Linked DNA regions of Homo sapiens: regions 2 and 3 are each linked to region 1. The links are chromatin loops, found by intact Hi-C in ENCODE. Cell type or tissue: heart right ventricle. All regions are shown on one strand. Each heading gives the region's core, and the rest is flanking DNA. Links, peaks and the distances in the headings are about the cores only.

Region 1 (8,029 bases), core at 3,030-8,029:
CCAGACACGTGCACACTGAGATCGAGACCCAGACAGCCTCCGTTCTAGGCACTTTCCCAGTCAGTTTATGTGATGGCCCTATTCAAATACTCAAAAACACACCCATTTTCTCAGAACAAAGCGAGAAAGGCCCCCTGGGACCCGACTCAACAACAACTCCCTAGCAGAAGGAGCCTCGCCCTCCCTGGCGCCCTCCCTCACCCTCCCTGGCTGACTGCTGGTTTGATTAACAGCCATGAAGAGGGGGGTTGAAAGCCTACCCCCACTTGTGGTGAAAAGCCCCAGCTTTCAATCACAACTCCTCCATATGGCAAGTTATTTACCTCCACGGAGCCTTGGTTTTTTACCCATAAACCCAAAACACTACCTCAGACAGTTGTACAATTAACTGAAATATCTAGAACAGTGCAAGCTGAAGATCTTTTTTTTAAGGCTGGCTGGGAGACCCCATGTTTAAACATAAAATAAATAAAATGAAGTTTTTATATATTTTTATTTATTGATTTTGAGACAGAGTCTCACTTTGTCACCCAGGTTGGAGTGCAGTGGCGTGATCATGGCTCATTGTAGCCTCAACCTCCTGGGCTCTGAGCAATCCTCCCACCTCAGCCTCCTAAGTAGCTGGGACTACAGGTGCACACCACCACGCCTGGCTGATTTTTTTAGATTTTGAGGTGACGGGGTCTCACCATGTTGCTCAGGCTGGTCTCAAACTCCTGGGCTCAAGCAATCGGCCTGCCTTGGCCTACCCAAAGTGCTGGGATTCCAGGCATGAGCCACTGCATCCGGCCTTCAGGTGGGGCATGTGCTCTCCAGGTTGTGGTGGGCCTCAAGACTCACTGGAGTCACCTGTCAGACTCTGGAAAGCATTGTTTGTCATCCTACTTAGAGCTGTGGTCCAGAGCATGTTAAAACACAGACAGCTGGGCTCCACTGCCGGGTTCTGAGCCAGCAGGTCTGGGGCAGGACCTGGGAATATGCAGCTCCATCCAACAAGTTCCCAAGAGATGCTGGTTCTGTTGCTGCTGGTCCAGGGACCACACTTTAAGAAGCCCTACCCTAGAATCTGAAGGCTGGAAAGTACATTAAAGGTCACCCAGAATGGTTCCAAGAGGAGCCAGAATGTACCCATGCCTCTTGCCTGGTCCAGTCCTGCTGTTGATCTGACTCTCAGCTCTTCCATCTTGAGCCTCAGACACAGGCAGGGCTAAGGGTGAAAGCCCCAAAACTCTGATCATCACTCAAACAATCTGTGGCCCCTACTGGTCCTGTTTATCATCTCTCAGCACTTTTGGGGTCCCCAGGCTGTTGCCTCCAACCTCCAGCCACCAGCCCTCACCTAGAGCTTGCTCCCCCAACAAACGTGGGCTCCATTCTGCCCGTCCAGGAATAGACACCAGTGGCTGGAGGAATCAAGGCAGGGAGGTTGGAGTCCAAGGCCCACAGGTAAGAGGAGGGGCGCAGCAGAGCCCTGGAACAGCTGATTTGAGACAAGCCCCTCCATCTTGAGCAGAGCCTGGAGACAGTGGTTTTCCTGGAGGGGGGCCCCGGACAGACACACACTGTACCCAGTGTCCGGGCCACACAATGCACAAGAGGCCAGTGGGGCAGGCAGCCAGGGCCCACTCATGCCAGTACCATCTGGGAGCCCTTGCCAGGCCTCGCAGGGCTGGCTGAAGAAGCTGGACTCTGTCCTGGGGCACAGTCGTGCTCTATTCTTATCTCAAGGGGGAATGTGTGACTCTCCTTCCCGTGAATGGGGGCCCCTGAGGAGGCGGAGTGGGAAACAGAGCCGCCACTGTGCCTGGGCGGGCTCCCCGCGCGGCTCCCAGCTCCAACCAGCCCCTCGTGGCGGGGCCTTGCACTCAACAAGAAAAGGCCAAGCTGAAGGTGGACATGGAAATGACAGTCCAGAGCCCAGTGCAAACTGCCCCTCCCTCACTCTGCAAGACTTGAGCCCGTGAGGCCTGACCAGAAACACACACTCACTCCCTGGAGAGACCCAATGGGACGGGCTCCTAAAGGAAAGCGCAGCCTCCACACAACACAGTTCCTTACTAAATCTCGAAGGAAGGAACCCAGACATCCTAGGCACCCCACACATGCGCACAAATCCCCACTGGCAGATCGGGGCTCTGGCCTGCCTAGCTCCCACAGCACACCATTTGCAGGTGGCTACAGATCTCATGATTTGCTGGCTCTCTTTCGGCCTGCAAATGCCAGGCTTAGCCAGCGAATGGGGCACTGGATATTCTCAAGGACTTGGTACAACCTTTCTAAAGAGCAGTGTGGGGCCGGGCACAGTGGCTCACGCCTGTAATCCCAGCAGTTTGGGGGGGAGCTGAGGCATGTGGATCACCTAAGGTCGGAGTTGGAGACCAGCCTGGCCAACATGGTGAAACCCTGTCTCTACTAAAAATACAAAAATTAGCTGAGCATGGTGGTGCGCACCTGTAATCCCAGCTACTCAGGAGGCTGAGGCAAGAGAATCGCTTGAACCCGGGAGGTGGAGGTTGCAGTGAGCCGAGTTCGCGCTACTGCACTTCAGCCTGGGTGACAGAGTGAGAATCCTCAAAAAAATTCAATAAATAAATAAAAATAAAGAGCAGTATGACACCATGGGTCAAAATGTGCACTTGAGTGGTCCACATTTCCTGGAAATTACTCTCCGTGCAAAAAGATATCATCACAAGGAATGGTTATCTTCAGTAATTTTTAATAGCAGTAAAAAAAAAAAAAGGGGGGGTGTGGAAGAACCTCAGTGTCCATCATAAGGGGATTGCAAATTAATAGTTTATCCAAATTGTGACTAACAAACACTAAAACAAACCTGTAAATATATTTAATGATAGAAATATATTCTGAGAATATTAAATTTAAAAAAAATAGGTCAAGGCTGGGCGCAGTGGCTCATGCCTATGATCCCAGCACTTTGGGAGGCCAAGGCAGATGGCTTACTGGAGGTCAGGAGTTCAAGATCAGCCTGGCCAACATGGTGAAACCCCATCTCTACTAAAAACACAAAATTAGCTGGGTGTGATGGTGTGCACCTGTAATCCCAGCTACTCGGGAGGCTGAGGCAGGAGAATCGCTTGAACATGGGAGGCAGATGTTGCTGTGAGCCAAGATGGTGCCATTGCACTCTTGCACTCCAGCCTGGGTGACAAGAGCGAAACTCCATCTTAAAAAAAAAAAGAAAAAAAAAAAAGGTCAAACAACTGTGTGTATAATATGATCATAAAAGGATAAAATGGGGATTGTTCTTTCTTTCCCAGTTGGATGAAAGAGGGGAGTAAAGGGTGATGGGGAGATGAGGAGGGAGGAGGGCAGGGTGGTGTAGAGAATGAGGCCCGGGTGTGAGGGGGTCAGCTGTGGGTGGGAGCCACTGGCCACTGGGGGAATTAGACTAAGTCTTGTTTAGCCTTCCTCTGGAAGGGCCTTAAAGGATGATGAAAACATCCGGAAAATATTTAGCTAGTAAATCTTTCAGAAGCCCCTCCACCCTGTGTTATTTATATAAACACTTCCCTTCCACTCCTCTCTACCCTCACATACACCCGCCCCGATTCCTATCACAGACTTGGAATCAGCAGAGCCAGAGAGAGCTGGACAAGGCTGGCTCCATGTGCGTTCTGACCACCACGGGTGCAACCCATCTGTGCAGTATGAAGCCTGCGCTGATGTGTTCCCTGGCCCCCATCGCAGAGCAGCCCTCTGACCTGCCAGGGACCCACAGCAGGGGTCGGGGGTGGTGGCCACACTATTTGGGTTCCCTGGCCACCAAATCTCCAGCAGTGATTGTCCCAGGGACTCAAGGAAGGGGAAGGGTTAAATGGGGGAGTCGCTTCTCAGACAGGAGAAAGTATTTGCTCTAATCCTGTCCGTTCTCCTGGAACTTCCTGGAGTTCTCAGGGAAGAAACCCTTAATGAATGGTGTGAGGGAAAGAGAAATCACATGCACATGAATGTGTGCATGCCACACACACACGCTCACACACACACTCATACACTCACACACACTCTTGCACACACACCCACACACTCACGCACATGCACACACAAACGTGCAAACACGCACACACAAACACGCAGATGCACACACGCGCGCGCGCACACGCACTCATGCACACACGCACACTCACACCCACTCACATACACACAAACACGTATCACACACGCACACACAAGCACACACACAAAGAGCGCACACACGCAGACATGCACACACTCTCGAAAACACACACATTCACACACACACGCTCACACACATGCAGACACACTCACACACTCGCGCACACACATATTCTCTCTCTCAAGATCTTCCTCCTGCTCCTGAGAAGTGCCCAGAATTCGGGGAAGCCACTCACTTGTTAAACAACAGCCTTCTTTTGAGGGTTAGGAGCCAGTCCCAGCGTGGGGCACGGGGAAGAGACTATGCTCCGGAACCAAGCCGGCTCTGACTCTAGTCCCAGTGAGAGCACAGCAGACAGTGAACCAGTTCTGGCTTCAAACCCCAGCTCTGCCGCTTAAGCTGTGTGACCTTTTTTAACCTCTTTGGGTCTCTGTTTCTTCCCCTAGAGAGTCCTGGTATCCTTGAAGGGAGATTGCATCAGAGGCTGGGAGTCTAGAAACCTGGGTGTGAGTGCAGGCTGTTTACTGGCCTGAAGGTTGGAGCCAGCCTGCTGGTAGGTGCTGGCCAGCACCTTACATTGTTTGTTGTTGTTGTTAGTTTAAATCAATTGGCAACATTACACAATTGGGAGAGTGTGGATTTCCAGCTGGCCATGTGTTCCCAATGACTGGCTGATGCTCCCTGCATTTTGAACCCTAAATCAAGTTAGTTTAACCTTCCACGGCTCTGGACAGTGAGTTAACAGGAAGCCCTGGGAAGAAGAAAGCAGTGCTTCCACGAGCCCCTCCTCAGATGCAGCCTCAGCTTGCGTCAGGGGAACGCCTGGTTTCCAGGGGCCCCATGTTGCCCTCTCACTTTTGCACAGCCTGCTGTGTAAAGATGAACCAAACATGGCCCAGGAAGTGAGTGTGCCAGCTGGGGATGAGCAGGTCAGGAGGCGGGGAGTATTGCACACCGAGTCCACGGCCTGGAGGAGACCTGGGCTCAAGTTCCTGTGGGGAACGCTCCATTTTTCTTTGCCCCAGCACCTCATCAAACAGTCCCACCCAGCAGCCCTGAAAGTATTTTAGCTGTGCACTCACAGAGGGACAGACTCAGGGCCGCAGGACACAATCCTCATTCAAGAATTTTAATTTTAAAGATACTAATCTGAACCAGGAAAACACCAGATCTTGCGCAGAAAATCCCCCGATTCCAGGGCTCTGATGGAAAGCAGGGGCAGAAGGCCCCCTCCAAGGTGTGAACCGACCCCAGTCTCTGTCCCCCTAAACCCCCAAGACTGGGCAAGCTCCAACCAGGCGAAGTGGACTAGGAGAGGAATCTCTGAGTAAATCGAGTAAATCCTGGAATCCCAAGCATCTCCTTGGAAATGCTGATTAAACACCAGAACCCACGCAAAGATCTGAGCAAATTCCAGGACCACCACTCGGGCCACATAAGCTCTCAACGGAGCACACACACACACTGAGTCAGACCCCTAAACATCTGGGGCTTAGCTAATCCTCTGCTCTCAGGCGTTCAGCTTGGATGGACTCCGAGGGGAGGCAGCACCGGCGAGGGATTCAGTCCAGTTTCCAGGGAGCCCAGCCAGGCCTGGGAGCCAGGGCTCGGCCCTACCCCGGCTGGGGCCCCCGAGTCACACACGGAGGCCATGCGTACATCCTCCCCAGCCCTCACCAGCAGTTCCGGGGCGGCTCCAGTGCCCAACCCACACATGGGAGGTGGAGGCCACAGTGCTCCAGGATTCCACTCTGCGGTGCAGACTTCGAGAGGAAACAATTTCCTAATCCCCTTCCTAAATCAAGGCCAAGAAACAACTTGTGGAGAGTCCACAGACGACTGTTCCCTCTGCCTGGTTGTCCCTGTGCTGACCTCTGGCTGCTCCCAGGAGCCATTAGAGGGAGTGGACGGGAGGGGTGGATGGGAGACCCACAAACCCACAGCCCGGGATTCCATACTTGATACAATCAGTTCTGAGTATCAATCCACAGATCATTGAATTCCAAAGCTAGCTGAGGCCAAATGCCTCCCCCTCTCACCCCCTTAACTAGGCCAGAACATAAAACCCAGCATTTCATTACTTACATTTATGCAACAACATCCCTTGCCTGTTTTCATTTTCAGTGAAATAAGTGATCGTTTTGCTTTTTCTTTTCTCTTTTTTTTTTTTTTTTGAGATAGAGTCACCCACGCTGGAGTGCAGCGGCGTGATCTCGGCTCACTGCAAGCTCCGCCTCCCGGGTTCACACCATTCTCCTGCCTCAGCCTCCCGAGTAGCTGGGATTACAGGCGCCCACCACCGCGCCCAGCTAATTTTTTGTATTTGTAGTAGACATGGGTTTTCACCGTGTTAGCCAGGATGGTCTCGATCTCCTGACCTCCCTCGTGATCTGCCCACCTCGGCCTCCCAAAGTGCTGGGATTACAGGCGTGAGTCACTGCACCCGGCCTGCTTTTTCTTTTTTCAAATTCCAAACCAAATGATCTTTTAACCTAAATAATCCTGATTGATTTGGTATCTCCCTGTGGGTCAGCAGACATATATGAGAAGACATTTTTTCACCCTTTGACTTAAATAAATAACATAGGTAAGAGGAGCCTTGATAGCAAAAACGCCAAGACCACTCAATGGGGGAAAGGGCCATCTTTTCAACAAACTGCTGCGATGAGAGATACAAACATACAAAAGAATGAAGCTGGACTCCTTGCTCACACGGCATACAATTAACTCAAAATGGATCAAAAGACTAAATGTAAGAGCTAAAACTAGAACACTCTTGGCCAGGCACCATGGCTTATGCCTGTAATCCCAGCAACGATGGGAGGCTGAGGTAGGTGCATCACTTGAGCTCAGGAGTTTGAGACCAGCCTGGGCAACGCAGGAAGACACTATCTCTATGAAAGGTTTAAAAATTAGCTGGGCAGGGTGGCACATGCCTGTAGTCCCAGCTACTTGGGAGGCTGAGGTGGGAGGATTGTTTGAGACCGGAAGGTCAAGGCTGCAGTGAGCTATGATCACACCACTGCATTACAGCCTGAGTGACAGTGAGACCCCATCTCAAAAACAAAACAAAAAAACTCTTCAAAAAAATAGGTGTAAATCTTCATGACCTTCTTAGACTAGGTGATGCCTTCATAGATATGACACCAAAAGCACAAGGAATCAAAGGAAAAAATCGGTAAACTGGTCTTTATTGAAATTACTAACTTTTGTGTTCCAAAGGACATCATTAAGAAAGTGAAAAGACAAACCACAGAATGGGAGAAAAATTTTGCAAACCACGTATCTGATAAGGGACTTTTATCTAGAATATATAAAGAACACTTACAGCCCAATAATTAAAAGACATTGATAATGTAACTCAATTACAAAATGGGCAAAAGCTCTAAATAGACCTTTCTCCAAAGAAGATACATGAGGCAGGGCATGGTGGCTCACGCCTGTAATCCCAGCACTTTGGGAGGCCAAGGCAGGTGGATCGCGAGGTCAGGAGTTCAAGACCAGCCTGGCCAATATGGTGAAACCACGTCTCTACTAAAAATACAATTAGCCAGGTGTGGTGGCGCGCGCCTGTAATCCCAGCTACTTGGGAGGCTGAGGCAGGAGAATCTCTTGGACCCGGGAGGTGGAGGTTGCAGTGAGCCAAGATCGTGCTGCTGCACTCCAGCCTGGATGACAGAGCAAGACTCAGCCTCAAAAAAAAAAACAAAAAAAAACAAAAAACAACAACAAAAAAACATGAATGGTCAATAAGGCACAAGAAAAGATGGCCAGCCAACACCAGTAGTCTTCAGGGAAATGCAAATTAAAACCACAGTGAGATACCACTTCACACCCACTAGAACAGCTATGATTTAAAAAAAAAAAAAAAAAAACGTAGATAATTACCAATGTTGG
Region 2 (11,060 bases), core at 3,090-8,089, 170 kb after region 1:
TAATCATCATCCTCCCATTCTCCAAGCTTCTTCTCTAGGCTAAATATGACCAGTTCTCTCAACTCTTCCACATCCGCAATATTTCCAGATCTGCTCCCCACACCATACATGCTGGCCCCATAGATGCTATCTTTTCACTGCCCCAAAGCCAGTTCTCCTCTTCTTTTTTCTCATTCTTCCCCCTACCCCTCGCCACCAGCATTTGTAGCTGTTTTGTTCAGTGTTTCCTGGGCTGGCTCCAGCCCTTGGGGGATTTTCAGATGGCTCAGGCTTCTGGGAAGCTCTTGCAGCTGGAGGAAGGAAATTACCCCAGAGCTGGACAGTGGAATGTGCATCTGCCTAACCTGGACTCTTGCCCTGGTGTGCCTCCTGCTCTCACTGATCTCTCAGAGGACCCCTGCCTGCCCCATCTAGAGTCACCTCAATTTGACTCTAGTAACCTGGGCTTTCCTTCCTCCACTCACTCCTTAAAGCATCCTGGGGAACTTAAGGGAAGGGAGGATAGCATAGAGAGGTGAGAGGGGTTGCTTGTTTGCTCTGGAGAGGGGCTTCTGACGAGGCCAAGACCCTTCACAAGGATGCCCCATCTTCACTAACCCAATGTTTCTTCTTTATCTCTCAGGACTGCCCAGAGCCAAGCTCACTCCCCGAAAGCCAGTCTTGAGCCAAGGCTTTGTTTTCAGAAGTTCTTATAAAATGTCTTTTCTGGGAAGGCGTGAAGGGATTGAGCCAGTCTCACTCGTTAACATCTCAGCAAGGATTCATCTGTCAAATTAGTGAATAATTTGCCTAGCCCAGAGGGCATAAAACTCATAGGTAGATAACTTAAAAAAATTATACACAGCTTTACAGAGAAATGAAGACTTAAGTAGATTAGAACTTCCATTTTGTTCCCCTGAATGTTGGCTTTTCTGACATGTCCATACATTTCACATGGTTATGATTAGTGTGAGTATATTAATGTAGACTTCTTTCATTTAACTTCTTTTAGCATGCGTTAATATATACATCTCAAGGCAGCCAAACGTTGGATGTGCTTTTGCCCTTTAACATGTACATAACCCTCCAAGTAATCCTAGAGTAGCATGGTGGTTGTAAACTCAGGCCCCATCACTTACTAGCTGCGCGACGCTGGGCAAATTCTTAACATCTCTGAGCACAACCTGTAAAATGAGGATAAAATAAGAACCCACAGCATAGAGTTTTTGTGAGAATTAAATAAGCTGAGGCATGCAAAAACTCCTAAAATAGCACCTAGCCCCTTATAAGCACCCAATTAACTTTAGCTGCTCTAATTATAATTATTACTAGTATATTCAGGCAGTCATCTGTTTCTAAGCATTTTAGGTTATTTGCAGTTTTTTTTTATTATAACAAAGTTGTTGTTAACCTTTATCCTTTCTGGTAGCCATGTAAGGATTGCCTTGTCTACTAGAAGATATTAAGATGATAATGACAATGCCAAGATAATCTGAGAAGAGAATGATTACAATCAGCAAAGGGCTCAGAAAGGAAGCATTTCCTAGGGAAGGGAGAGAGCAAGTGAGGCAGATCAGAATCGAACCAGTCGAGGGGGGCAGTTGATGGACGAGATGAATTTGGGATATCTTTCAGAGGAAGGCACTTCAAATTCTTGTTATTTATTTCACTATGGTGCTCTCTGTGATTGGAACAGCTTGATATAGTTTGGCTCTGTGTCCTCACCCAAATTTCATCTTGAATTGTACTCCCATAATTCCCACGTGTTGTGGGAGGGACCCGGTGGGAGAGAATTGGATCACGGGGGCAGGTTTCCCCCATACTGTTCTCGTGGTGGTGAATAAGTCTCACGAGATCTGACGCTTTTATCAGGGGTTTCCGCTTTTGCGTCTTCTTTCTCTCTTCGCCTGCTGCCGTCCATGTAAGATGGGACTTGCTCCTCCTTGCCTTCCACCATGATTGTGAGGCTTCCTCAGCCACGTGGAACTGTAAGTCCAATTAAGCCCCTTTCTTTTGTAAATTGCCCACTCTCGGGTATGTCTTTATCAGCAGCATGCAAACAGACTTAATACACAGCTCCTGGCACATCATAGGTCCTCTGTCAGCTCCTGGTTGAAAGTATGAGTTGTCTGCTAGCTTCAGCAGGAGCCGCCAACCTGCTGTGGGCGGCCCTGGGTCCGGATCCCAGCCATGTCCAGATTTTTAAAGTCCAGATGTTTTGTCTGGCGCCACTCGGATCTCTGCTTCCTGAGTCATGGGACGAGAAACTCCTGGCTGGGGGCAGTGGCTCTGAGCAATGGTCTCCTTCTCCTCCTGTCAGCAGTGAGAGGCCTCTCATGGAATTTGGGTCATGGGGGTGGGGGTGGGGAATGATATTCATTAAGAGAAGTTGGACTCTTAGCAGGAGTTGAAGGACGAGAGGTGTCTGCTGGGTCTGAGTGCCAGCTGGTTCAACAGCAAGGGAAGAAAGAGATATGGCCTGCATCTTAGAATCTTAGCAGCGCTGTCTCTTTCGTGGGAAAAAGACAAGTGAGGATAAGTACAGAAAAGGGGGAAGTGCCTACTGGCATTCTTAGATAGCTTATTTTGGGCGGGGGTGGAGGGCGTTTGCAGCCATCGTGTGGTTTTGTCTACACAGTAATCCAATGGGAAGGCATGACCAGCTGAAATTTAAAAGTGAGAAATAGACTCAGTGCAGTCTAGTGAGCCCTCATCATGGAATTCCTTGTCTCTTTCCACACTGTTTCTTCTGGGAATAGGAACTTGACCTAGTAGTGGGAGGGATAAGAAACACCCCTGTTGACTCTCAGTTCATGCAGTCTGGGTGGGGCTGGTTCCACCCAAAGCTTCAGAGGTGGGCTCATGAATCAGATATGATTCATGAAAGTACCACATCCTCCTACCAACTTCTGACCAGGTGCACATGACCATGCTAGGCAATTAGAGCCAATGAGAATCAGCCCTAGGGTTTTGCTGGAACTATCTTTAGGCTCCTAAGATTTTAAGATATAGGTTAGAGGCCTGGCCATTTTGTCATCCTAAAGGGGTCACCTTCTTGGGAATAAAGTTAATTTAGAGGAAAGCAGAACTGAGAGAAGGAAAGAGAGAAAGAATTAAGAAATCATTTTAAAACCCAGATCTCACCATGAATCCATGGATCCAGTCAGCCTGAAAATTGACTACCCTTGGAATTTTCATTTAGGTGAACCAATACATTTTCCTTTTTTTTCCCCCGGAAAGACTTGTAGCTGACTTTCTGTTACAGCTGAAGGAATTCTTATCATAGAGTATAGCAGTGAAGTTGAGACTTGGTCAGCAGAGTTTGTGCTTGTCTTTCTGCCTTCCCTCCCTTCCCTGCACTGTGCAGTATGTAAATCCCTAGTCCTGAGAAGATTTCTCAATTTGCTACCTTGTATAAGCTTACCTAGTTGGACTTGTGGTGGTTAGGAAGAGTGGGTGGCCCTACATATTCCAATATCTTTTAAAATTTTATTTATTTATTTATTTAGAAACAGAGTCTTACTCTGTCATCCAGGCTGGAGTGCAATGGCGCAATCTCTACTCACTGCAATCTCCGCCTCCCAGGTTCAAGTGATTCTCCTGCCTTAGGCTCCTGAGTAGCTGGGACTACAGGCGTGTGCCTCCACACCCGGCTAACTTTTGTATTTTTAGTAGAGATGTGGTTTCACCATGTTGGCCAGGCTGGTCTCGAACTCCTGACCTCAGGTGATCCACCTGCCTCGGCCTCCCAAAGTGCTGGGATTACAGGTGTGAGCCACTGCGCCCGGCCTCCAAGTTTTTTATATACAGAGCTGCAGTTGTGTTTTTACTAGGATTTCACTGGGTCCACTCAGTAATGTGCTGGTAAATGTTTAACAAAGAAAGGAAAAAAACCTGTTCTGTAGTGTTTGCCAATTTCTGTGGTGCAAATATTCCAGCCATGGCTAATCCCAAGCTAACAACATAACAACACTGAATGCAGAGATGGAAAGAGGTACAAAGAGCACATGATTAGATAGTATTTTCACCACACAGATTTAATAGTTGTAGGTAACTGCAAGAGATTATAGATACATTGTAGTAAATAATTAAGAAGTTGTAAGTTTTGACTATTTAGTACCTTTCTTATTAATATAATTTATTTAATTGTAAGTTACATAATTTAATTTTGATAGCATCTCTGTTTAACAACTGGCTCACAAAATTCCTGAAAATTTTATAATTGGCTCTTCCGAGCTGGAATGAGCTAGTTCTAGGCCACCACTGATCTCATCTAGTGCCCTGGTAGAAATGATTGCTTCTTCAAGAGTTAGGAGTGTAAGCTCTGGCTTGAATTAAAAAACAGACCTGAAAGTAATCTTGAAAGCTTGATTTTGGTAAAGGTCAGTACCAAGTTGAAGTGTGCAGTGAAACTGAATACATTACTGTCTACTGAATGGAATTTATGACCTGAAGATATTCACAAATAGCTGTGAGATAGCACTCTTACTTTGCATGGTCAGCTGGTCCTGCTCTGTAGAAGGGGCCATAAAGCAGTAAAATAGATGTGTAGGGCAGGAGTCCTGTATCAGGCAATTTGAACCTGCAGAAAACAGATAGCACATCTGTATTAGTCTGTTCCCCCACTGTTACAAAGAGCTACCTGAGACAAGGTAATTTATAAAGAGGTTTAGTTGGTTCATGTTTCTGCAGGCTGTACAGGTTCTGGGGAAGCCTCAGGAAACTTACAATCATGGCAGAAGGCAAGGGGAAGCAGGCAATGTCTTACATGGCTGAAGCAGGAGGAAAAGAGAGAAGTGGGAGGTGCTACCCATTTTTAAACAACCAGATCTCATGAGAACTCACTATCACAAGAACAGCAAGGGGGGAAAATCCACCCCCATAATCCAATCACCTCCCATCAGGTCCCTCCTCCAACATTGGGGATTACAATTTGACATGAGATTTGGGCGGGGACACAAATCCAAACCATGTCAACATCCAAATTAGCATAATATGAGGAGTGTTTGAGGAACAGACTCTCTACAAAGGTGTGGGCAGGTATAGAAAAACCACAGAGATACAGTAGAATTCCAGGTCTATTAACAGGGCTCCATTATCTTCCCTAGGCCTGCAAGGAGGTACAAGCTGGGGGTAAGAGGGACTCGGTTACCAGAACCTGGAGACAGAAGGGTTGGGGGACTGGGATACCTGACATGGAATGGGATTTTGGACTACAGGGAGAGACATGCGGAATAAATACTGCTCTCAATCTCCTCCTTCCCTCTGCTCTTCTAGCCCAGCTCCCCATTGGCTAGGCCCACCCAAAGGCCAGGGCAAGGGATCCCATTGATGTCAACCTCTTGGGGCATTGAGCACGTTGGAGAAAGGTGGAAAGGGTCTCACGGGTCAAATGGCACCTTGAGTATCCTGCCATGGAGTGCACATCCTGTCCTTTGTGTTGGGCTAGAAAAAGGGCCAGGGAACCTTGCTTTTGGAATTGCTATGGGCCACCTTCATCCCAGAAACATTTAGGGTCTGGTCACCTGTTCCTGCGAAGGGCAGGAGGCTATTTGTGTAGATATACTGCTTCTCCCCTGGGACCAACACTTCTCTTCCAGCCTGGCATGAGGAGCATGAGGTTTGGGGAGAGACCCTTGGCCATGTCGTACTCTTTACTGCCAAGGCCATCACTAGGGACCACTCTTTGTCTGTCCAGTGAGTCTTAGCCCCCTATCTCAAGATTCTGCAAGGTCCTTTTCTGTGGATACTCAGTTGAGGAAGCCCTGGTCTGGGAGCCAAAAGACCTGGGATATCTGATTCTGATGCTATATCTTGAGGGGTTACCAGATCATGTCACTAGTCTGGATTTTTGTCATTTGCAAAATCAGTGGGCTGTTCCAGATGAACATGATTCCCAGTGACACCTCTGACTCTGAAGAGCGAATCCAAGATTTTATGAGTTTCATCATCTCTAGGTCATTTGTGTAATGAAAAGCATGCCTTTCCACAGCCAGGAGGTGGCAGCAAAGCTCTGTTTTGAAGGGGGCGTTAGGCCAGGGTAGGTACTGCTCTCCAACTCCCTAGAGCTGAAAGTTCAGGTTTGGAGGCTCGGTTTTACTCCTGAATAACAACAACAACAACAACAGCATTATTATTTTCATTATTGTTAGTAAAACAGAAGCAACAATGCCATCTTCAATTTGGGCAATGCTGCATAGTTGAGGAAACATTTTTGTGCATCGCATAGGAACCTTTTAACAACTGCATCCTGTAGGTAGGTAATGCCAGGACTTTTAGCCCCATGTTGAGGCTCAGGGACATTTCTTGACTTGCCCGAGGCCCTCTGGAAAGTATTGATGTGCCAGGATAGGAACCCAAGCTTTCTTGCTTTTGTTCTTGTTCTGTGCACTCCCTATCTTATGGTGTGGAAGACCCAAGGCAAGGTCCCCTCTACCTCCTTTTCCATTTTGCAAGAGAGTAGGAGGGTCCAGAGGTACCCAGCTCAGCCTGAGGGCTTAAGACTGGTTTCCGGCTGCCAGATGAAATTTGACATATACAAGCTGGGAAAGAAAACTCAGCACACAAACCTCAGCTTCACTCTCTTCTCTTTCTTCTAGTCCCCAGAAAAGAAAAAAGATATGTATCTTTAGTTACTTACCATCAGGGTGTACCTGGTGTCTCTCTTATTCATTCATTAATTCATTCCTTCAATAATCAGAGTTCTGATGAAGTGTAAGACTCTGTTATGTACTGTGAAGGATATAGGAAGGTTCTTTCTCTTCTGACTCAGAGATCTGGGGGTCAGGAGCTGGGATATGGGAGCCAGGTAAGTGCATAGCTTCTTGGGGGTATCTTAATCCTAGAGAGCCCCCACTGAACTGGGAGTTCTTGAGGAGATGGAATTCAGATTTGGTTTTGTTGGCGTGTCAGGGAGAAGTGAATCCACAGGATTTAAAAAATGACCCCCAACTCCATATGTTAACTTCTCAAACCAGAGAAAACCCCTTAGAGACACAGCCAAAACCCCAGACTGTTGTCCAACTGAATCCCTGTCTTGTACTCCACCTACCTCCTGGGGCCAGGTCTCAACCCTCCGCATCACGATAACAGGTTATCAGAGTGCGTACGGTGTGACCCACTCTATACCACCTGTGCTTCTTGCGTATTCTTATTTGCTTCTCAAAACAACCCTGTAAAGTAAACTGTTACACTCTATTTCACATCTGGGGAAACAGAGCCTTAAAGTCATGAAGTAACTTGCCCAGGGTCTCAAAGCTAGTGAGTGGTAGCAGAATTGAGACCCTGACAGGTTAGGACTCAGGATCCTGACCACCTGTCCTTGCAGAGGGAAAAGCCACCAAAGTGAGACTGAAGAGCTGCAATCTTATCTCCTCCTCAAACACTGGGCAAGTCATAACTTGTCTGCATCATCTCCAGAAAATGAGGGTATTACACTTGCTTGGTCTTCTAATAGGCTTGTTGGGAGGATGGAATGGAAAAGAGAAAAATGGGCCTGTGACAACTTAGCATCATACAATGTTGTTCTGTGTGTTCGAAATAATATTATTCTCCCTCCTGACTTTGGATTTTTTTGACTGTGAAGATTGAGGCAATTGAAAAGATCATTTCAGTGGACACTTTCAGCAATGATGATGGTGATGGTGATGATGGTGATAGTGGTGGTGATGATGATGATGGTGATGGTGATCTTGAGAAGGTGGTGGTGGTGGTGATGATGGTGATGGTGGTGGTGATGATGGTGATGGTGATCTTGAGAAGGTGGTGGTGGTGGTGATGATGGTGATGGTGGTGATCTTGAGAAGGTGGTGGTGATGATGATGGTGATGGTGGTGGTGATGATGATGATGGTGATGGTGATCTTGAGAAGGTGGTGGTGGTGATGATGATGGTGATGATGGTGATCTTGAGAAGGTGGCGGTGATGATGATGATGGTGATGATGGTGATCTTGAGAAGATGGTGATGGTGATGATGATGATGGTGATAGTGGTGATAGTGATGGTGGTGATTTTAATAGTGATGAAGGTGATGATGGTGATAATGATGACGGTGATGATGATGATGATGATGGTGATGATGACAGTCATAATAATGGTAGTGGTGAAGTTAGAGGAAGGTGACCTCAGAATCATTTTCTGCTGCCACCGCTGCTGCCAATCCTCCTCAATTTCCAACCCCACTGTGTCAAAGGCATTTGGGGTGGGCTGGTGATGAGATGAAAAGGAGAATCTAGAAGGCCAGAGAGAAGGAATAATCTAAGATGTTAAAGAATAGTGTACTTATCTCAGTGCCTGGTACATAGTAAGCCAGTACTCACTATCAGGTAATAGAAGCTATGAATTTTTAAAACAGTTTTATTAAGATGTAATCATACACCATACAATTTATCTGTTTAAAGTCTAAAATTGAATGGCTTTTAATATATTCACAGTTATGCTGCCACCACCACAATCAATTTTAGAACATCCGTTTTCCCAAAAGAAACCCTGTGCCTCTTGCTGTCACCCCAACCGCCTCATCCCTCCTGGCAAAGCTATGATTTTTATTGTTATCTACACCTTACAGAATAAGGAAATTGAGACTAAGCAATGAGAATAACTTGCCCATGACCACACAGTTGGTATGTGACAGCACTGGGATTCCATCTAGGTTTGCCAGAACCTAAAGCCTGTGCTTCTGTCCACACAGGTCAGTTTGACCAATGAGGAAACTCAGGTTCAGAGAATATATGTGATCAACCCAAGGCCACACAGCTACAGCTATTAAGTGGTCAGGATGAGGCTCACATTTAGACTTGGCTCCTAATCCACCCATAAGTGTCCTTATTCCATTTTACTGTGCCCCTTCAGGGTAAGCAAATCAACATAATCAGAATGGATGAGATCCTTAAGATCCGAGAGAGAGATGTGAAACTAGCAGTAGTTTTCTTTCCCATTGGGGAGGGAGAATGGTGCCTGGGTCCAGTCTCGTCCTGGACTTGGAAAGTTAACATCTCTTTGGACCCAGCTGCTCCCTTTTCCTTTTGGCCCTGAACACCCTGAGGAGGCTCCATGCAGGTGGGGAGGAGTTACCCTAGCTGGAAGGAGGAGCAAGGTGGTACCTGAGCCCCTATCCAACCTTTTCTAAAGCATCTGTCTTCCTAGGAGTGAATGAGTTTGACAGTACCTACTACCTTCTCAGATGTTAAGGGGAACTGTGGGTGGGCATGAGAGAATTGTACGACAAAGCCTTTAAAAGGGATGGGATGGAAAAGCAGAGTTGCTTGGCAGCCTGCAAGTCTAGGATCTCCAGGGTGTAATTTCCACTCTGCCCTAGACAACTATAGTCACAGTGCTTAATCCATCTGGGCCCCAGTGTCCCTATCTGTAAATTCAGAGAGAAAATGAGGAAGTAAATTGCAAGAATTATGAGTTCCTAGGAGGAAAATGTACTACAGTTATCTGAAAGAATCTTTATTTTCTTTCCTTCCTTCTCTTCTTCCTTCCTTTTGGATGTTTTCAGCTTTATTGAAGTATAATTGACAAAAGGAATTGTATATATTTAAGGTACACAAATTGATGTTTTAATACATGCATACATTATTAACTATAGATAGGCCTGGTGCTGTAGATCTCCAGAATGTATTCATCTTGTATAACTGAAAATGTGTACCCTTTGATAAACATCTTCCCACTTCCTCCTACTCCCAGCCTCTGGCAACCATTATTCTACTCTTTGCCTCTATGAGTTTGACTATCTTAGATTCCACATAGAAGTGAGGTCATGCAGTGTTTGTCTTTCTGCATCTGGCTTATTTCACTTAGCATAATGTCCCCCAAGTTCACCTATGTTGTCACAAATTGCAGGATTTCCTTCTTTTTTATGGCCCAATAGTATTCCCAATAGTATATGAATATATATATTCAAATTTGCATATATATGTACATTTGCATATATATGCACATTGTGGTGATATATACATATATACGAGATATATACATATATATACGTATATATGGATATATACGTGTATATATATACATATATACGAGATATATACGTGTATATATATATACATATATATGTATATACACATTTTCTTTATCCATTTATCCATTGATGGACATTTAGTTTGTTTCCACATTGTGGCTATTGTGAAGAGTGATGCAATAAACATGGAAGTGTAGATATCTCTTCAAGATCCTGATTCAGGCCAGGCGCGGTGGCTCACGCCTGTAATCCCAGCACTTTGGGAGGCCGAGGCGGGTGGATCATGAGGTCAGGAGATCGAGACCATCCTGGCTAACAAGGTGAAACCCCGTCTCTACTAAAAATACAAAAAATTAGCCGGGCGCGGTGGCGGGCGCCTGTAGTCCCAGCTCCTCGGGAGGCTGAGGCAGGAGAATGGCGTGAACCCGGGAAGCGGAGCTTGCAGTGAGCCGAGATTGCGCCACTGCAGTCCGCAGTCCGACCTGGGCGACAGAGCGAGACTCCGTCTCAAAAAAAAAAAAAAAAAAAAAAAAAAAAAAAAAAAAAAAAAAAAAAAAAAAGATCCTGATTCAATTTCCTTTGGATATATGCCCAGTAGTGGGATGGCTGGATCATATGGTAGTTCCATTTTTAAGTTTTTGAAAAACTGCTATTAGGTTGTACCAATTTGCATTCCCACCAGCAGTGCACAAGAGTTCCCTTTTCTCCACGTCCTCACCAACACTTTTGTCTTTCTGATAATAGCTATTCTGAGAGATGTAGAGTGATATAGGGTCTTTATTTTTAAATGTTTGTGGAAGCTAGTGATTTACCTGGCCATGGGTTGGATTTCCATGTTTTCTACTTGGAGCAAAGATCCTCCACTTTCACATTCCTTATTTTATATTTACGATAGAGCAGCAAGAATCTAAATATCAGCTTCATAGAAGAGGAATGGACCATGATAATAAACACAGCAGAGCCGGGAATCCGAGTATTTAGGAGAATTTATTTCTCACACATTTTCCCTCCACTCTCTCGGAGGTGTCCCATGGCAACGAGCATCAGGTGAGCCTCATTCTTCCATCTTCTGTGGGAGAAAAAAATAATTGTACATAGGAAATGAGTCAA
Region 3 (11,060 bases), core at 2,877-7,876, 91 kb before region 1:
AGTTTTCTCCCAGCCATGGGCCTGAAGGCTGAACCACTTGGGACACTCCAGACCTATCCAGCTCCTGGTAGGCTTGGCAAGGGTCACAGCCACCCTGCAAACCCCCAGCACATCCCTGAGGGCCAGTCAATTCATTGGGTATGTTTGTCAAGACTGGGCAGGGAGAGGACACAGAACAATAGACTCTGTATTTTCTGACCCTGTAAAGAAATGGAGTGATCTGGTTAACCAGGAATTTTGATGAACATAATTACAACGCAGTCCCTGCAGCAAGGATACAGGAAGTTCACCCATCAACCCTCACAGGGAAACTTGCCAAGCTGGAAATATGGAGTCTCCGGGGGGACAAGGATTGATGAAAAGATTTGCAAATGATCCTGCAAACTGCAAGGATGAGTTGGACGGCCCCTCCTGGGTCAGAAGTCATGTCACAGCCTTGCAGCATCTGAGAATCAAGCTGTCGGCAGAGGGTAGGAAAGAAATGCCTTCCACGTGGGCCTTGCAGAACCCCTATTCCTGCATGACCCTTCCTCCTCTGACTCTGGAGAATGAGATTTTTATGGTCGTTGCACCTGCTGTACGAATGTAAGACAGAAGGGCCAGTTAATAGGGTTCCAGAGGAGACAATGCAAGAAATGAGGAAAACTCTGAATGTGAGCATGTTTCTTGCATCTGAGATGGCCCGTCCTTTTCGTTGGTGGCATCTCCCCAGCGGCGCCATACGGCATGATGGGGATCTGAGAGACGCCCACTCTTCAGCATGTTTTGGAAGAATCTCGGCATTGACGAACCAGCATAATTGTGCCACCAAATATCAGAGTCACTCTTTTGGCCTCTGATAGACGGGTTTGGAGCAGGTGCCTAAAGGCCTTATGACTGTGTTTTAGAACCACAGGATCTGGGGTGGAGGACCTGGAGTGTCATCCCACAAGCACCCCTGAAATACAGAGAACAGCTCCAGAAATAACAAGGGAAGCAGGGACTGCTTCCCCGCCTTGAAGCCTGGAGGGGTTGGGGAACCTCAGAAAAAAAAAAAAAAAAAAACCCTACATTTTGTTCCATTTCAAGGTCTCTCTGGTCCTGATGTTTCAGCACAATTAAAAATGTAATTATTAAATGACAAGGTAGACTCCTCCCAATAGCCGGTTCCAGCTTCTGGATTCCAAGCCAGAAAACCTGAATGACTGTGCTCGCTGGCTTTTGATTAACAGAGACATTTTATTCAAACTCTCCATTTCCTGATGAACTGTTGAGGAATGTTGCTTCTTTCCTCCTCCCCCTTCCCTAGCAGAATAAAAATAGTGTGGGCCATTCTGATATCCTAGCCCCAACTCAGGATGACAAAAGCATTAGGAGACAGCACAAAGGCCTAGGCATAAAGAGGTGCTGTGTTCCCAGACAGCAAGCTGTGATGTGTGCAATTATCTTAGCCTCTCTGGGCCTCTGTTTCCTCATCTGTGAAATGGGGGGATTGCTAGCCTTGAGGTCCTATAACCCATGCATGGGACGGCTTTTGTAACACAGCCTAAAACCACAAGGAAAATATCAAGGCAGTTAAATGTCCAGCTCAGCTTCCAAAAACAGCAGCCACATAAACAAAAGAGACGACAGAGGCCTGACAAGACACAAATCTTGATGAAATATTGCTTTGCTCGCTGCAAGCTTCCCTCCAAACACTTTTGGGCTCTAAAGAGAAAGAGGTCTCAAACTCTTTTGGTCTAGATACCCTTTCATTTACTCAACCAAATCTGACTTAGAATCGGTGGGAAAGAAAGGCTTGTCTGAGACACCAACAAAGCGAAGTGATATACCAAAAATTGGAAATGAAATGCATGCCCAAATCACGGTATGCGATAGTGCACATGACCTCAGGTCTGTATGGGGAGGCTGAACAGTTGGGGATTCTCTTCCCCTTTGCCACAGGTCCCTGTTACGGCCAATTAATGCTGAAACGTCCCTATTTGTCAAAGGAAGGAGTTGAGCTAGTACTTTTCTCTTCGTCCTAAAGATTAATGATCTTGACATGCATCCTAGGTTTTCTATGCTAGTTGATATCTATAACGATATCACTTGTCCTGACCTAGAAAACACTTTTGAAGGACATTTTGTAGATTGTTGACCTAACAGACTCCCTAGGGAGTTCCTGGAAGGGTGAGGGCCCCTCTAAAGGATTGCTGGTCAACTTCCCTTTGCAGCAGAAAAAGCCTGGGAACAAGAGAGTTTTGCCAAACTTGGTATGGCCCAGAGAGAGAGAGAGACAGAGAGACTATCCTCCCTAGCCTTCCTTTAGTATTAAGCTGCAAAGCCCCCAAATGCCTTATGTCATTGTTTTGGGCACTTTCTAGACTTCTGAGGAAAACCCCAGAACCAAATTTACCAAGCGTCCTATTGCATTCAAAATGGATTTAAGTTCAGAAGCAAGGGAGGGAGTCCAAAGTTGCTAGCTGGATCAGTAACAGGCTCAGTATCTCATGCAAAGCAGCCCGCTCACCAGAAAGGATCTTCAAGCACAAGCGACACAGCTGCTGCCCGCAGATGCACCGGGGGGCAAAAGCTGGCTTCCTCGGGGAATTAGTGCTGTTGTAAAGAAGGCAGACTGAAGCTCATTATGGTATAAGAGTAGGTGCCTCTGACGGCCCGCCTGCACCTGCGATCCAGCTGGCCTGGCTTTGTGGCCACCAGTTGCTGGCTGGAGTGGCCTGCAGGCACTGAAGGAAAATGGAAGCAGCTCATTTCCCCAACACGGAGACTCATTCCACTGACTGCAGTGCCTACGGCCTGTGCTCCAAGTGATTCTAATCAAAGACTTCTGACTCCGAGAGATGGTTCCTGATGAGGTCTGAACCCTGAGCTCTGGAGGGAAATGAAGTCTAATAAGGGCTGGAACCGTTTCCAAGACTCAGTAAGGGGTGCAATTCTCACCAACCCGATTCAACTAACATTTCTGGAGCTGCTGCCGCTGGCACATATAAAGTAGGCAAATGGTGACAGCCAAGGGCCTTGCTATGGAGATGTGAGACCTACCACTGCTCTGTGCCACCGTGCGAAGAACACAGGATGGGAATCGGAGCTGGTAAAGCTGCAGCAGTCTCGCTGGCAGATCTTGAGCAACCTCTTCCATCTCTGCTGGGAGGCCTCAATTGCTTCATCTCTAAAACACGGAAGTTGGACCAGATGGTCTCCAAGGGCTTTCATATATACATATATATAGCCTAATACTTAATAATTCTTTTTTTTTTTTTTAGACAGTCTTGCTGTGTCACCCAGGCTGGAGTGCAGTGGCGTGATCTCGGCTCACTGCAACCTAAGCCTTCCAGGTTCAAGCGATTCTCCTCCCTCAGCCTCCCAATTAGCTGGGATTACAGGCACCTATCACCACGCCTGGCTAATTTTTGTATTTTTAGTAGACACGGGGTTTCACCACGTTGACCAGGCTGGCCTTGAACTCCTGACCTCAGGTGATCTGCCCACCTCGGCCTCCCAAAGTGCTGGGATTACAGGCGTGAGCCACTGCGCCCGGCCCAATAATTCTAAATGTCAGCATTAGTATATATGTTTTAAGGACATGCCATTTTAATAGGAGAAAAAAAGTCACATTCAAGTGTAGACATGGGCATCATGTCTAGGAGGCATCTGACTGTTCCTGAAACGTGGGCTGTGCCCCAAACACCAAGGATCCTGCCTTACTGCACCCAGGATTCTGTGCTTCCACCTCTCACCACACTGAGTTCTGTCCTGATGCGTCCACCTCTTCCCTGTCACTCCTCCGAGCCACGTGAGTGGTCTTAGCTCTATTTGCCTAGCAACTGGATTTCTGCCCTGGAATCCTGGGCTTCTGTCTCTGCATCACCCTGGATGCACCAAAGGCGGGTTCCAGTGGAATTTTTCTGGGCCTGTTAGCAGTTAGCACTTCTGGCTGACTGCTCACATTACACCCCTAACACACAGCCCACTTCAGCTTGGGGGCAGCCCACCAACAGCCTCTGCACCCCACACGCCCTCTTCCCAAGAGCTTGACTTCGGCTCTTCCCAGCTCCTTGCATGCCCTTCAGTGTTCTTCTTCTCTGCTACTCCCTCCACCCCCATGAAGCACCCAACCACGATCCACACACAGGCCTGCCAGAACTCCCTGTGCCCTACAGTCAGACCCAAGGCAGCCACACCTTGGTCAGAACTTGAGTGATTGGTCTGGGTTCCTCACAGCAGCAAATCTCCAAGTGTGGCCCCCGCACGGGCAGCATGAAGTTCTCTGGGATCTGGCTATCAATGCAGAGCCCCAGGTCCTGCCCCAGCACCGGATCTTACATTTTAAAGGTTCCCGGGTAGTTCAGATGCACGTTAACCTTTGAGAAGCACTGCTGTGGACGGTCCTAGGTCAACTAACCCGTTAGAGATGCTCCTGGATAACAAGCACCATCTCCCTTCCCCTGGCACTGTGGGAACAGGAAGCCATGCCAGAATCAGAGATGCTGATGGGCCCAGGGAGGTGGGAGAGCATATCCTGGAGGGAGACCATGTACCAAAACAGGCCAGCCTTTCCATGCAACCTGGACCTCTCACAGCTGTACAGAGCCTCAAGAGAGTGATCACCACTCTCTTGGAGGTCCTCCTTTGCAAAGAAAGAAGATGGATGCGTAACTTCTGGGGGTGGAAAGATTGGTGAAACAAGGCTGTTGTACTGCTAAGTATCAGAAGAGCTTCCATCATCACTGTTGCAGCCTCCACCACCAAGCTGGAAAGATGTCTCAGCCAAGCCTGGAAGCACAGTGCATTACTGGGCAGGTACTTCTGCTAGGGAGCCATGACCCCAGGAGCTCCCACTTACCTTCATAAAGTTTTATAGTCCTCAAATGGCTTTTGCCTTACAATGCCCCAGCTAGAACTGGGCCGTGGGGTAAAAGCCAGATAGGTGGGTAGAATCCAAGTTTCTTACTTGGAAAAAGTTACATGGAGGAAGCAAGGTTTGGACTCCATTAAAATCACATCACCACTCTGCTTCTCCATCACACAGCTCCAACTACGAAACTGCTCCCCAGGTAACTAGGGGAGCCAAGACTTCCTTTCTCTCCAAGACATCCTTCATAAATCTTTCTCCTCCTCCCATCCGCTTTTCCTGATCTCTCACACAATGACCCACGTCTTTTTTTTTTTTCCTCCCTGCTCATGCCTTGGATCTGTGAAAGGTGCCCCCTAGCACACAGGGTCCCCAGACCACCACAGCTCAGCAGTTAGACCCCAAATCTCAGTTTTCAGAGCTGCCTCTTTACCATGGCACAGTCATTTTAGAAACATGCAGAGAAAAGCAAACTGGAGCATACATCTGCAGGCAAGAAAAATCAATTCTTACCATCAGAGAACAGCTAACCTTCTCTGGGGGCTGCTACCTCAGAGGAGAGTCTTGGGTCCTGCCTGAAGCCCTCAGACTCAGCACCAAGACTCCGCCGGCTTCCTCTTCATGGCAGCCTCTCCGGGAAATGGGGCTGAGGCAAGTCGCTAGCCCAGGGCCAGTGTTCTGGGCACCCCAGCGGAGGTTCCTGTGGCTTTGCTCATTGCTGTTCTTTCACAAAGAACCCACTACATTGCATAGTTCCTTCCAAATCCGCTCCAGTGCTTGCTGGGAAATTAACAACTTGTTCTGGACTTTCCAGATGCAATGTTTCTGGAGGCCTTTCTTTTTTTCCCACTCTCCCTCTTTTTCCCCTTTCTCAGCTAAAAAACGTTGGCTGAGGTCACAACAAACAATGGCCAAGCTTGTGTCACTGAGCAGATGCCTCCCACCCCCAGGCCTGTGGACAAGGGCAGCTTTGTCCACTGTGTTTTAGGCGGGACTTCCTGGGCCTGCCCAAGCCCTGCTGGAGAATGTTTTGGCCAACTTCCTCCCAACCCTAAGTCACAGCTCTGGTCCTGGCCCCGGCCCCGGCCCCAGCTGTGTGAACCCAAGGCCAGATAAAAACCAACATAAAAAGAACGGAGAATGTTCCCCCAAAGAACCACTGTGTGGAAAGCTGGTGCCTCCAGAGGGGCGAGATGAAGGTCTCTTGCCTTCACTCTGCCCTCGCCACCATCAAACCTGGACAGATAACGAACAAAGACAGGCTCATGTGAGGTCTCCACTGAAAGGGGCCTGAGGATCACAAAGTCATTAGTTACAAGTGGAGAAAGGATTGGACCCCAAGAGCAATACTGCAGCCACCAACTAAATGAGCTTGGGCAGGGCTTGGATCCTTCATGAATATATCCTATCACTCCGTTTAGAAAGGTTTTTGGAGCAGCTGACTATTTAGCACTCAAAATGCCGCATATTTCTGTGTTTGCTTTCAGATGCAAACCTTTGGGGTTTTAGGAACTGATTCTTTATATAGAATTAAATATGGTTTTCTAGAGAAACCAAGATCCTGAGGACCGAGTGGTTCCCTATTAAGCAAATGGATAAACTTATTTATGAAGAGGTTTCAATGCCAGCTCCTTGGGTCGGGGGAAGAAAATAAGTACAATCGTCTAAGGATGGAGTCAGACCAGAGCTAAGCTGTTGTTTTACTACATACTAGCTCCAAGACCCTGGGCAACGGCTCCAGCTTCAATTTCTCCAAGTGTAAAATGCAGATGATCACAGTATCTTTCTCAAAAGATTGCTGTGAGAGATTAAAGGGGGTGGGGGTGGGGCATCCATGTAAACATTTCACCTAGTGGACGAAGTAAATGCTCAATGAAAGCTAGGATTTTTGTTGTTACTATCACCAGTGGCTGAAAGGTAGGCACTGCAGTTACCCCGGGTCCAAAAAGAGTCCAGACTGAACAATAAAAAGCAAACAGCCCAATTTAAAAAAATGAGCAAAAGATATTCCTCCAAAGAAGATATAAAAATGACCAATAAGCACATTTAAAGATGCTCAATATCACTAATCATGAGGGAAATGCAAATCAAAACTACAGTGAGATATTAGCTCACACCCATTAGGACAGGTTCTTAAAAAAAAAAAACCAGACAAGGCCAGGCACAATGGCTCATGCCTGTAATCCCAGCACTGTGGGAGGCCAAGACGGGTGGATCACTTGAGGCCAGGAGTTCAAGACCAACCCGGCCAACGTGGTGATACCCCGTCTCTACTAAAAATACAAAAATTAGCCAGTCGTGGTGGTGTATACCTGTAGTCCCAGCTACTTGGGAGGCTGAGGCAGGAGAATCCAGGAGGCGGAGGGTGCAGTGAGCTAGGATCACACCACTCTCACTCCAGCCTGGGCAACGGAGCAAGGCTCTGTCTCAAAACAAACAAATAAACAAATATCAACAAAACAGAAAAGAACAGGTACTAGTAAGGATTGAGAACTGTTGGAACCCTTGTGCCCTTCTGGTGGGAATGTAAAATAGTACAGCCCCTGTGGAAAATAGTGTGTTAATTCTTCAAAAAAATTAAACAAAGAATTGCCATATGGTCCAGCAATTCCATTAATAGGTATATACCAAAAAGAACTGAAAGCAGAGTCCTGAAGGGAGGGTCTTGCTGCCTGTTCATGGCAACATTATTCACAAGAGCCAGAAGGTGGAAACAATGCAAGTCGTAGTAAAATAAACACAATAGAATATTACTCAGCCTTAAGAAGGAAGGAATTTTTTTTTTTTTTTTTTTTTTGAGACGAAGTCTTGCTCTGTCACCCAAGCTGGAGTGCAGTGGCGCAATCTCGGCTCACTGCAAGCTCCGCCTCCTGGGTTCAAGCGATTCTCCTGCTTCAGCCTCCCAAGTAGCTGGGACTACAGGTGCGCACCACCATGCCTGGCTAATTGGAAGGAAATTTTGACATATGCAACCATGTGGATGGACCTTAAGGACATTATGCTCAGTGCAACAGCCAGACACAAAGGGACAAATACCATTTGCTTCACTTCTATGAGGCACCTAGAGAAGTCAAATTAATAGCGACAGGTTGCAGAATGGAGGTGACCAGGTGCTGTGGGCAGGGAATGATGGGAAGTTTGTGTTTAATGGGTCCAGAGTGTCACTGGTGCAAGATGGAAGCATTCTGGAGATTAATGGTGGTGATGATGGCTGCACAAACACGTGGGTATACTCAAAGCCACTGAACTATACATTTAAAACTGATGGAGATGGTGGATTTCATGTCATGCATATTTTGCCATGATTAAAAAAAAAAAGCCCCCAAGACCCACAGAGATAGTTTAGATCAAAAGACCCTGTGACCCATAAGCCGCTTCATGAGATACACCACCTCAGGCTCTCCATGTACACCCAGAGGGAAGCTGCCCCAGCCTCTTGGCAATGGTGAAGAGAAAGCCCACCTAGAAGATGAGGGTGGGACCAGGGACGGTGGCTCACGTCTGTAATCCCAACACTTTGGAAGGCTGAGGTAGGTGGATCATTTGAGGTCAGGAGTTCGAGACCAGCCTGGCCAACATGGCGAAAACCCATCTCTACTAAAAATACAAAAAATTGGCTAGGCATGGTGGCGGGCGCCTGTAATCCCAGCTACTCAGGAGGCTGAGGCAGGAGAATTACTTGAACCCGGGAGGCAGAGGTTGTAGTGAGCCAAGATCATGCCACTGCACTCCAACCTGGACGTCAGAGTGAGACCCTGTCTCAAAAATAAATAAATAAATAAAGACGACGAGGCTGGCCACCTATAGCAGGACTCACTCACCATGGCTCGTCTTGCGTTCAATCTTGGGGAGACCGAGGTGACACAGCCAGCATCCTAATGTCAATCGAGGGATTTTCCGTTTAGGGGTGTGGCACCCTCTGGGGCTCCCAGAGGGGGTGACAATGTGCCTTTCCCTTGGACATATCAATTCCTTCTGTGTCCGCATCCCACCTTCCTGGTCTTTTCTCTTACATGCCTGACAGCAGGGCCCATCTCTTCCTTCCTAAAGTTACTGACGTGGCTGCTGGGGGGACTCTTCCTCCCTCTCTAATTGCTGGGTTTCAATCTGCTGCAGGAGTGGCTGTGAGGATCTTGTACTGAGCACTCACTTTGGACCAGGCGCTGTTCTATGCTTCACATGTTTCATGTCACTTAATCCCTCTAACAAACCAAAAAGGAAAATTCTATGATCGCCCTCATTTAACAGAGGAAAACAGAGGCTCCTGCGAGAGATTGGGCAGGATGGGTCAGAAGAACAAGCCACAGGGGCAATATTCTAGGCCATGGGGCCAGCCTGAGCCAAGGTGAGAGAGAAACCGTGTGGGTAGAGGCTGTGGGGGAAAAGCAGGTGGATCCATTCATTAGAGTTTAAGAGGCATGGGAGGTGAGAAATATAGTAGTGAAGGATGGCATCAGATCATGGGAGGCCATGAGGACACCAAGAACTAAGAAATTTCGATTCTATAAAGGAGAAGAAACCATCAGTGGATTCTGAGCCAGGGAGAAGTCACAATCAGGGCTGTGCTTTGTAGAAATCATCATGATACCAGGGTATAAAAAGGTCAAATGTGAGGGAGAAACTAGAGGGAGGAAACCGGCTATAGAATCCCCCCCACCTTCTTTCTCTCTCCCCCCTCTCACCCATCATAAAAACAAGAGAAAGGCAATGCTCAAGCCTACACTTGCAAAATGGTCCCAAACCAGCCATGAAGAGGAGGCAAGAGCATCACATCCAGCGGTGGGGAGTCCCCCACCGGCAGCTGAGTTATTTGCATCTTCTCTCTGCAGTGTGGGAGGAGAGGCCGGGTGACGAATCCACACACTCGCTTTTGAGGTCAGACATGCTACAGAAATAGACAGGACCAAGATACTTTTCTGTTCTTGGAGATGGGCTCTCACCCATAAGAAGGTAAAAGCGGGCCGGGCACGGTGGCTCACACCTGTAATCCCAACACTTTGGGAGGCCGAGGCAGGTGGATGACCTGAGGTCAGGAGTTTGAGACTAGCATGGCCAACATGGCAAAACCCCACCTCTACTAAAAATACAAAAATTAGCCAGGCGTGGTGGTGTGCGCCTGTAATCCCAGCTACCAGGGAGGCTGAGACAGGAGAATTGCTTGAACTCAGGAGGCAGAGGTTGCAGTGAGCCAAGATCGTGCAGCTGCACTCCGGCCTGAGTGACAGAGCAAGACTGCCTAAAAAAAAAAAAAAAAAAGAAGAAGGTAAAAGCAAAACTTCATTTGAACCTAGATGGCCAAGACCTTCACCTTCAGTCCTTACAGGTTTGTGAAATTAAAATGGCCATGAAAGCTTTCATAGCCTGTGACTCCTCAGTTTTGTAACAGCAAAGAGGGGACAGTTTTGATGCTGTTAAACATTAACAGCCGTCTCCGACACCACTTTGACATTGCATCACACAGACGAACAGATACAATCACAGACAACAATGCATCACTCCAGGCAACACACAGAAATCACTGTCATTGCAAATCCCAGTAGGGCCCCCAGCCAAGGGCAAGGGACCTTTCCGGGCCATTACAAACCAGGAGGCTGATCTGCTGTGGCCTGACCTCAGCAGAACACACTAGTCCTGCAGACATTTAATTCTTTAGGATTCCCCAAAGTTAATCTCTCAGAGTATGGAAGACTCACGAATACATTCTAAGGGTTTACTGTTTGGGTTCATCCTAGCATCTCAATCCAGAAGTCACTTTGGTTTTCCTTTATTAACCATCCTTAGTGATTAGCGTTGGCCGTGAAAAACACGCTACTGGTCTCTCCTTGTGGCCTCTGCAAATAGATAGGTTGCTACATATGAAGCCACACACACGAACGGCAGACAGCAGAGAATCCGTGATCCCAAAGCAAAAAGACTGATGATATTTCCACCAACCTGAGTTTTCCTGAGTTCAACGGCATCAGATAAGACCAACCCTCTTATTATTTTTTTCGTTTCAGTCAAGTTGAAAACTGTCAACCAAAATAGGCCTTATTTGCTGTAGGCCCTTGTCCTCTGTAGGATGAATTGGGTTGTCTTAAAATGATAATTAATAGGCCGAGCACGGTGGCTCATGCCTGTAATCCTAGCACGTTGGGAAGCCAAGACGGGCAGATCATGAGGTCACGAGTTCAAAACCAGCCTGGCCAATATTGTGAAATCCTGTCTCTATTAAAAATACGAAAAT

The links. Hi-C counts contacts between places; a loop is a spot of excess contacts. Peaks named below come from ENCODE experiments on the same cell type or tissue, not always from the same donor. Only the 100,000 strongest peaks of a DNase experiment are listed, where the experiment ranks them.
Region 2: it touches region 1 in a loop (6-fold over the local background); 3 of 110 quality-filtered maps call a loop at or near these places.
Region 3: it touches region 1 in a loop (4-fold over the local background); 18 of 110 quality-filtered maps call a loop at or near these places.

Annotation. Positions count from the first base shown.
Region 1 is chr17:10,122,342-10,130,370 of GRCh38, forward strand. All of the region lies in intron 1 of GAS7 (growth arrest specific 7), which reads right to left. Among named protein-coding and RNA genes, the nearest start is that of GAS7, 72 kb to the right of the region's middle. RefSeq lists an enhancer at 4,909-5,626. In heart right ventricle, for the core only: CTCF peaks have their summits at 5,700 and 5,979; a DNase peak (open chromatin) is centred at 5,770; H3K27ac peaks cover 3,983 bases.
Region 2 is chr17:10,289,947-10,301,006 of GRCh38, forward strand. It overlaps LOC107985004 (a long non-coding RNA gene), which reads left to right and starts at 1,873. Exons shown (of 5, transcript XR_007065617.1): 1 at 1,873-1,967. It overlaps MYH13 (myosin heavy chain 13), which reads right to left. Exons shown (of 41, transcript NM_003802.3): 41 at 10,919-11,019. The coding sequence ends at 11,005. RefSeq lists enhancers at 1,626-1,920, 2,172-3,371, 3,706-4,000. In heart right ventricle, for the core only: a CTCF peak has its summit at 5,971 (motif pointing right); a DNase peak (open chromatin) is centred at 5,976; H3K27ac peaks cover 317 bases; H3K27me3 peaks cover 231 bases.
Region 3 is chr17:10,031,087-10,042,146 of GRCh38, forward strand. The region is part of intron 1 of GAS7 (growth arrest specific 7); the gene reads right to left. Among named protein-coding and RNA genes, the nearest start is that of RCVRN, 130 kb to the left of the region's middle. RefSeq lists enhancers at 2,148-2,649, 2,650-3,149. In heart right ventricle, for the core only: no CTCF peak of the experiment used is centred there; DNase peaks (open chromatin) are centred at 3,071 and 5,835; H3K4me3 peaks cover 2,918 bases; H3K27ac peaks cover 4,575 bases.